Linked DNA regions of Homo sapiens: region 1 is linked to region 2. Evidence: read pairs that join two places in POLR2A ChIA-PET (ENCODE). Cell type or tissue: Panc1. All regions are shown on one strand. Each heading gives the region's core, and the rest is flanking DNA. Links, peaks and the distances in the headings are about the cores only. Region 1 overlaps LINC00578 (long intergenic non-protein coding RNA 578). Region 2 overlaps LOC105374235 (a long non-coding RNA gene).

Evidence for each region. ChIA-PET counts read pairs that join two places held together with the same protein. Peaks named below come from ENCODE experiments on the same cell type or tissue, not always from the same donor. Only the 100,000 strongest peaks of a DNase experiment are listed, where the experiment ranks them.
Region 1: POLR2A ChIA-PET joins it to region 2 with 6 read pairs; 1 of 35 experiments calls an interaction of 5 or more read pairs at or near these places.

Annotation. Positions count from the first base shown.
Region 1 is chr3:177,671,646-177,674,566 of GRCh38, forward strand. All of the region lies in intron 3 of LINC00578 (long intergenic non-protein coding RNA 578), which reads left to right. Among named protein-coding and RNA genes, the nearest start is that of LINC02015, 140 kb to the right of the region's middle. In Panc1, for the core only: no CTCF peak of the experiment used is centred there; no DNase peak of the experiment used is centred there; H3K27ac peaks cover 1,070 bases.
Region 2 is chr3:178,319,795-178,322,715 of GRCh38, forward strand. The region is part of intron 2 of LOC105374235 (a long non-coding RNA gene); the gene reads right to left. Among named protein-coding and RNA genes, the nearest start is that of LINC01014, 98 kb to the right of the region's middle. RefSeq lists a silencer at 173-373. In Panc1, for the core only: no CTCF peak of the experiment used is centred there; no DNase peak of the experiment used is centred there; H3K27ac peaks cover 2,371 bases.

The DNA.
Region 1 (2,921 bases), core at 253-2,752, 650 kb before region 2:
GCGTACCTCCAGCCTCATCTCTGATAACATCTCCCCTGGGAGCCCAAAGTTCTCTGGATTCCCAGGAGGAGGCTGATTGATAAGTCCTCTTCTCGAGTCCCACCATCGCCCTCTTTCTAAGTCATTTTAAAAGCAAAACTAGGCAGGGCACAGTGGCTCACGCCTCTTATCCCAGCACTTCGTGAGGCTGAGGCAGGTGGATCTCTTGAGCCCAAGAGTTCTAGAGCAGCCTGGACAACGTAGTGAGACCTTGTGTCTACAAAAAAAAAAATAAATAAAATTAGCTGGACATGGTGGTTTGTGCCCCTGGTCCCAGCTACTCAGGAGGCTGAGGTGGGAGGATTGCTTGAGCCCAGGAGTTCAAGGCTGCAGTGAGCCATGATTGCACCCTGGTACACAAAACTACCCATTACTACATTGTTGCAATGATTTTCTCAATTTCTTGTGTCCCTACATAAATTCTGGTGGGCAGAGACCATGTTGTCTTTACTCTGGTACCCTGGCAAAAGTACCTTGTATTCTAGCAAAGCTCCTTGTTCTTACTCTTGTGGAAAAAATGAATCTGGAGATACATTCAGGGGGAAACGGAATGATGCTGAAACTATTCTCTTCTGCAGTTCAAATGGCTCTTTTTGTTCTTAACTATGTATCACTTTTGGACTTAGGAAAGTATATGGATATATTGTGAACAGATGAATCAATGTTGACGCATTTCTTTTACTCAAGGTACTCTACTAGATCTGTGAACTACCAAGCAGTAAATTGTCCTGCACTTAGTGCTCAGGGTATATGGTAAGGGAGATAAGACACATATGAACGACCATGATAAAGGATCAGAAATCCTGAGAGTCAATAAAATGCTTCAAAAATTCCGAGGAGGCGAAATGTCCTTAAGATTATTCATATGTTTATTTTTGTTTTTTTTTCCCCCATCACAATAGAGGCTACTGATTTACTTATGGGAATGGGGAAAGGTGAGATTCCAGGATTTGGAGTTGTTTGTTAAGAGGCACGTGTGTCCTAATCTTCATGATTACGAAAATGTTGGTCAGATTCAGGGGACATACCACGGGGTGAGAGTCAAAGGGCAAATCCAGGGCCTTATTTTTCTCTCTCTTCCACATCTCACCGGATCTCGTCTCACCTGCCATACTCAGCTGGGAAGTTGTTAGAACTCAGAACACTCCAAAGGGAACATAAGGTCTTAACTTGTTTTCTGTTATCTCGTCCCCCACCTTATTCTCAACCTGAAAAGAACCTATTTTTTATTCCCCAAGTTTTAGGATGCCTGCATTTTGTGTTGTTTTTGTGTACATTTTCATTCTGACTTCAGTTGCTTAATTCTAGCATTTGATCTGTGTTCTGTATAGTGTCCTCCATTATTCTCAAGCTTGTCTTGATAATAGAGTTTCTCTGATTCATACAAATTTTCATTTATACCGCATGTTAGATAATTGCCTTGAGTTTCATCCTCTAGAAATTGTCTCTGGCTAAAGCTATACCAGGTTAGAAAAATCTGGCTATATGACATTTAATAAAATATAAACACCATGGTGATCATTGTTTACTTGTGAGATCCCAGGTTTCAGAGGTTCTGAGAGGGCTGCAGCTGCCTTAGCAATTGGATAAAGGCTATTTTGAAAACAGTGTCATCACATGCCAGCCTAGTAATCAATGCCAAGTTTGGGACCACTAACAGAGCATGGCTGTCTTCTTACCACTGCCTTTTAACTTAGCCAAAGGATGGCAGGTGGATTCTCTAGGCATTTATAATTTTTTAACTAAAAAGCAATAGGAAAAGAGAAAACTTATTGGCTCACCAGAGGCCATAATAAACATTCAGAAACAGCTCATCTGCCTATGGAGTTCATTTAAGACAGAACCGCAGGAAGGGCTGTAACCCATGTTCATTGGAAGTTATGACTCGGCACATTTTTCCTGCACAGTCTTGTGCGTCAACTTCTGCTCATTTTTTTCAGGGTCAGTGTTCAAAATGACATTTGGAAGATATGCCTGACTTCTGCCTGGCTTTCAACAAATCTGGAATCTTTTGCTTGCAGGCCCATAGCAAATGCTGGCAACATTTTTTGCAAACATGGGCCAAATTTTAGCTTCCTTATAAAATGTAAAGTCAGAGCTGGCTTTGAGTTTTGCTCTAACATTTCACACAAAACTAACTTGCAGTTCTTCCACATGGATTCAGCATCTAGGGCAGACGGCCTACTACTGTAAAATGCATATGGTGTAAGGATAGTGGTAGGGGAGGGGATAGAGTTTGTTCCTATGTGGGAAACAGGAAGGTTTTGGGATTTGTGGCAAGAAAGAGTTAGATTTTAAAAATTACCCCAGCAACAGCAGTTTTATCTAAATAGTTTCAGTATTAGCAAGGGAAAATGGCAGTGAACCGACATTTTATGGATTGATTAGTGCTAGGTATTGTGCGTGACATATATAATCTTATTCAATCATTACAGTAATCCATGAGAGTATCCATTTTTCCTTTTAACTAGAGAAATAACTCATTTACCTCTGGACTCTAAAAATCACCTCTTTTCCTCTGCAATACATCAGATGTGTGTGCACGTGTATTTATCAACCAAAGGATACTTTTTTGGTGAGGAGTCGGAAATACTCTCCAGTTAGAGGCAGACTCAACTTGATTATGTTTCCAGTTCTTGAGCAGGGCTGCCGCACACAGTTGTGCAGGTTGCTTACTGCATGAGGCTTCCTGGCCAGGGGACAGGCCAGGGCTGTAACCCAACCCCCCCTCTACTCACTAAGCTGCACACTTTGGTTCCAGACTATGTCCACAGGAAGAAGGGGCACCTTTTTCTAATTTCCTCCAGTATGTTAGCAGTGACTGCTGATGCAAACAACAAGTTAGCCACCTAGGAAAGAGGCTAGGTAACTTCCCTTTCATC
Region 2 (2,921 bases), core at 199-2,698:
TCATTTCCAAGCATTTTTGCACAATTAGCTATTTGTCCTGTCCCTGTCTCCCTGTCCCCAAACCAAAGCAACTTATGTTTATTCAAATGAGGTAGAGATCTAGATGACCTTCCAGGACCCTTCCAATGACACGTATCAGTCACCATATTAATAGCAATATATCTCTCAGAACTAGCCCAAGGATTTAGTAGATTTCCAGATTACTTTGGAAGGAGCAATAATTATAGTCTTTTAGTTGGAACCAGAGAATCACACTCCAAGAAGATTATAAATGGTCATAACTTATATATTTATTTCACTCTGTTGTGCCAAGAGCTAGCAGCTTACAATCCAATAGGGAAGATAGATATTAAATGAAGAAGTACACAATGCCTTAATTCCTACAGTGCTATTTAAAGGATGACAATACTCCCCTGGATACCAGCTAATATATGTCAAACTTCTTATCAATAAACAAATCACAGATTGTTAAGAGAAAATCATGGCAGAAAATAAAGCCAGTTTTGTAGATCATGATTTTCTCTATTGTGGAGTTGATAGAAAAAAAAAAGAGAGTCTGTAAACTACAGAAAAAAAAATATAGCTGAAAAAGTAACCCTGTGGTCTTCTTGCTAGTCACCACTTAAGGAAGTAGAGATTTTTCCAGACCCTTCTGTCACTCTGGGCAGGTGACTGACTTATAACTCAGGTGTGCATTTGCCTGCTTAAATCTGCCTCAGTTCCAAACAGCTTGCCATGCTCTATATATAGAGATGACTTCACCCTCTGTTGGAATGCAGCAGCTGTTCAGCAGTGCACACTGATATGCTTCAGAGACTTAGGCCATATCTAATTGAGCACTTCAATACTGCAGAGATAGGCGCCTTGGAAATATTTAGATAAAATACCTTTGGCCAGATGGAAGCCGGCCAGGATACCAGCATAAAATCTTCATCTCACAGGACTGCTAGTGAGCCTTGGCGGGGGGCTCCATGGAGGGAGGTGGCATCAGGAGAGATGCCAGTCTGTCCTATCCACCCCCTGCACTGTAAACATGACACAAAGAATAGTAGGAAATAGGAGAAATCAGAATTTTGTTGCTTCCTCCTTCTCCCCTTGGCAGACCAAACACAGCCTACCCTCTGTGAAAACAATCTGAATGTTAATGGTGCCTCCATGTCAGGAAGCTTCCCAGTTGTAATATTCCCCCACAGGACTGTCCCTTCCCCTAGAGGCCAGATTGCCAGCCCTGGAAATTGGTTGGCAGGTATAGAATCAATGGTACTTTTTAAACATTTATTTGCCTAGGATTCATTGCTAATCTTGCTAGGAGAAGCAACCAGCTATCACAGTTGGCTGGGAACTGGCCAGAAAGCACTTCTGGCTTTGCTACCCATGGTCCACATGACTCCAGCAAGCCTGTGTTGTGCTGGATCTCACTTTTCCCATCTGTAAACTTTAGAGATTGGCAGATTTAACTTCAATTTCTCTTCCAGCTCTAAAAGAACCTGTGTGTGTCTTTCACGACACAACTCCCTCTCCCATTCTTTTTTCTTAGAAGAAAAAGAAAAAAAAAGAAAAAACATTAGCAGATGATAATGAAAACATCTTGCATTTGCATGTAATCTATTGTTTAGATAAATATATCCACCTTTAAGCCAAAGTAAGTGCTATTATTTTCATTTAGAAGAATCAACAGAAACACAGAGAAAATGAGTGGTTTGCCCAAATCAAGCAATTAGAAAGTACATTTGAACTGGGTCTCTGTCTTATCAATGATGAAGGGATCATTTACACAGTAATGCAATTGCCTATCTGGATGTGTCATTTATATGGACTCAGAAAAAATATCGAGGTTAGGAATAATAAGTATCTAGCTTTGGGTCTTATCTATGCTTGGATTTAGGGGTTTGGAAATAAAACACACAGTCTGGCCCTCCAGGTTCACAGTGCAGTAGGGGCACTGGCCTAGTTAACCAATGCTTGCCTGCCATACAATGTGGTAAAACACTGAATAGGACATCAAATTTATACTTGGAGCTTTAGAGGGCTGAAGTCAGGGGAGGCTTTGCAGAAATGTGTATGTGCTACCCAGGCAGAAAAGGATAGTGGAGCAGGGGGCAGACAGTGAAGAAAGTGCTAGGGAGGTTCTACAAACAAATAGTGTGTGAGTGACTGGAGTTTAGAATGCTTGTCATAAATACTGGGCCTTTCACATAGCAAGATACACAACAATCGAATATTTGAACATCCAGGTGGAAAAGTTTATTGGCAGCTGGATATGAGAGTCTGACGCTCAGGGTTGAGGATGAGGTGTAAATACAAAAGCCATTGAGCCTCAATTTTTTATTGCATTTTTCTCTCTCCATTTCGAATATTTTAGTTTCTCTGAAGTGACTGAAAACACAGCAGTGCAAATGACAACCATTTCTAGACAGAGTCACTAGGGTGTCTGCAGTTTGAAGAAAGAAAGCTTTGTGAAATGTTGTATCTTTGAGCTAGGAGTTTGTCTATCTGCAATTATTGCTTTAAGGACATAAGTATAAGTTAGACAATTATGATCTAGAGGAAGGAGGATAGGGAAGAGAGTAAGAAACAAGGGAAACAAAGTTAAGGTGGAGCAAAGCCCACCTAGTGAGTGCTCAATAAGTTTTACAGAAATGCAGAAGTGAATGTAATCGTTTGTTCCTAATAAGTAGTGCCCAACAAGTTTCACAGAAGCTCAGAAGAGACTCAGGGGTCAGGTGTTGCTGTTCCATTGTTTTTAAATGAAGTGTTTGCTCAAGGTACTTCTAGAAATTTATTTTTAAGGCTTAACACTATCAGAAAACATTTCAAAAAGTGGTAAAAATTACAATTACTTTTTTAAATATAAGAAAAAACCTTTCAAAGTAGAGAAAATATTACGGTTGACCATTCCACTGCTCTAAACCAAAAATGAA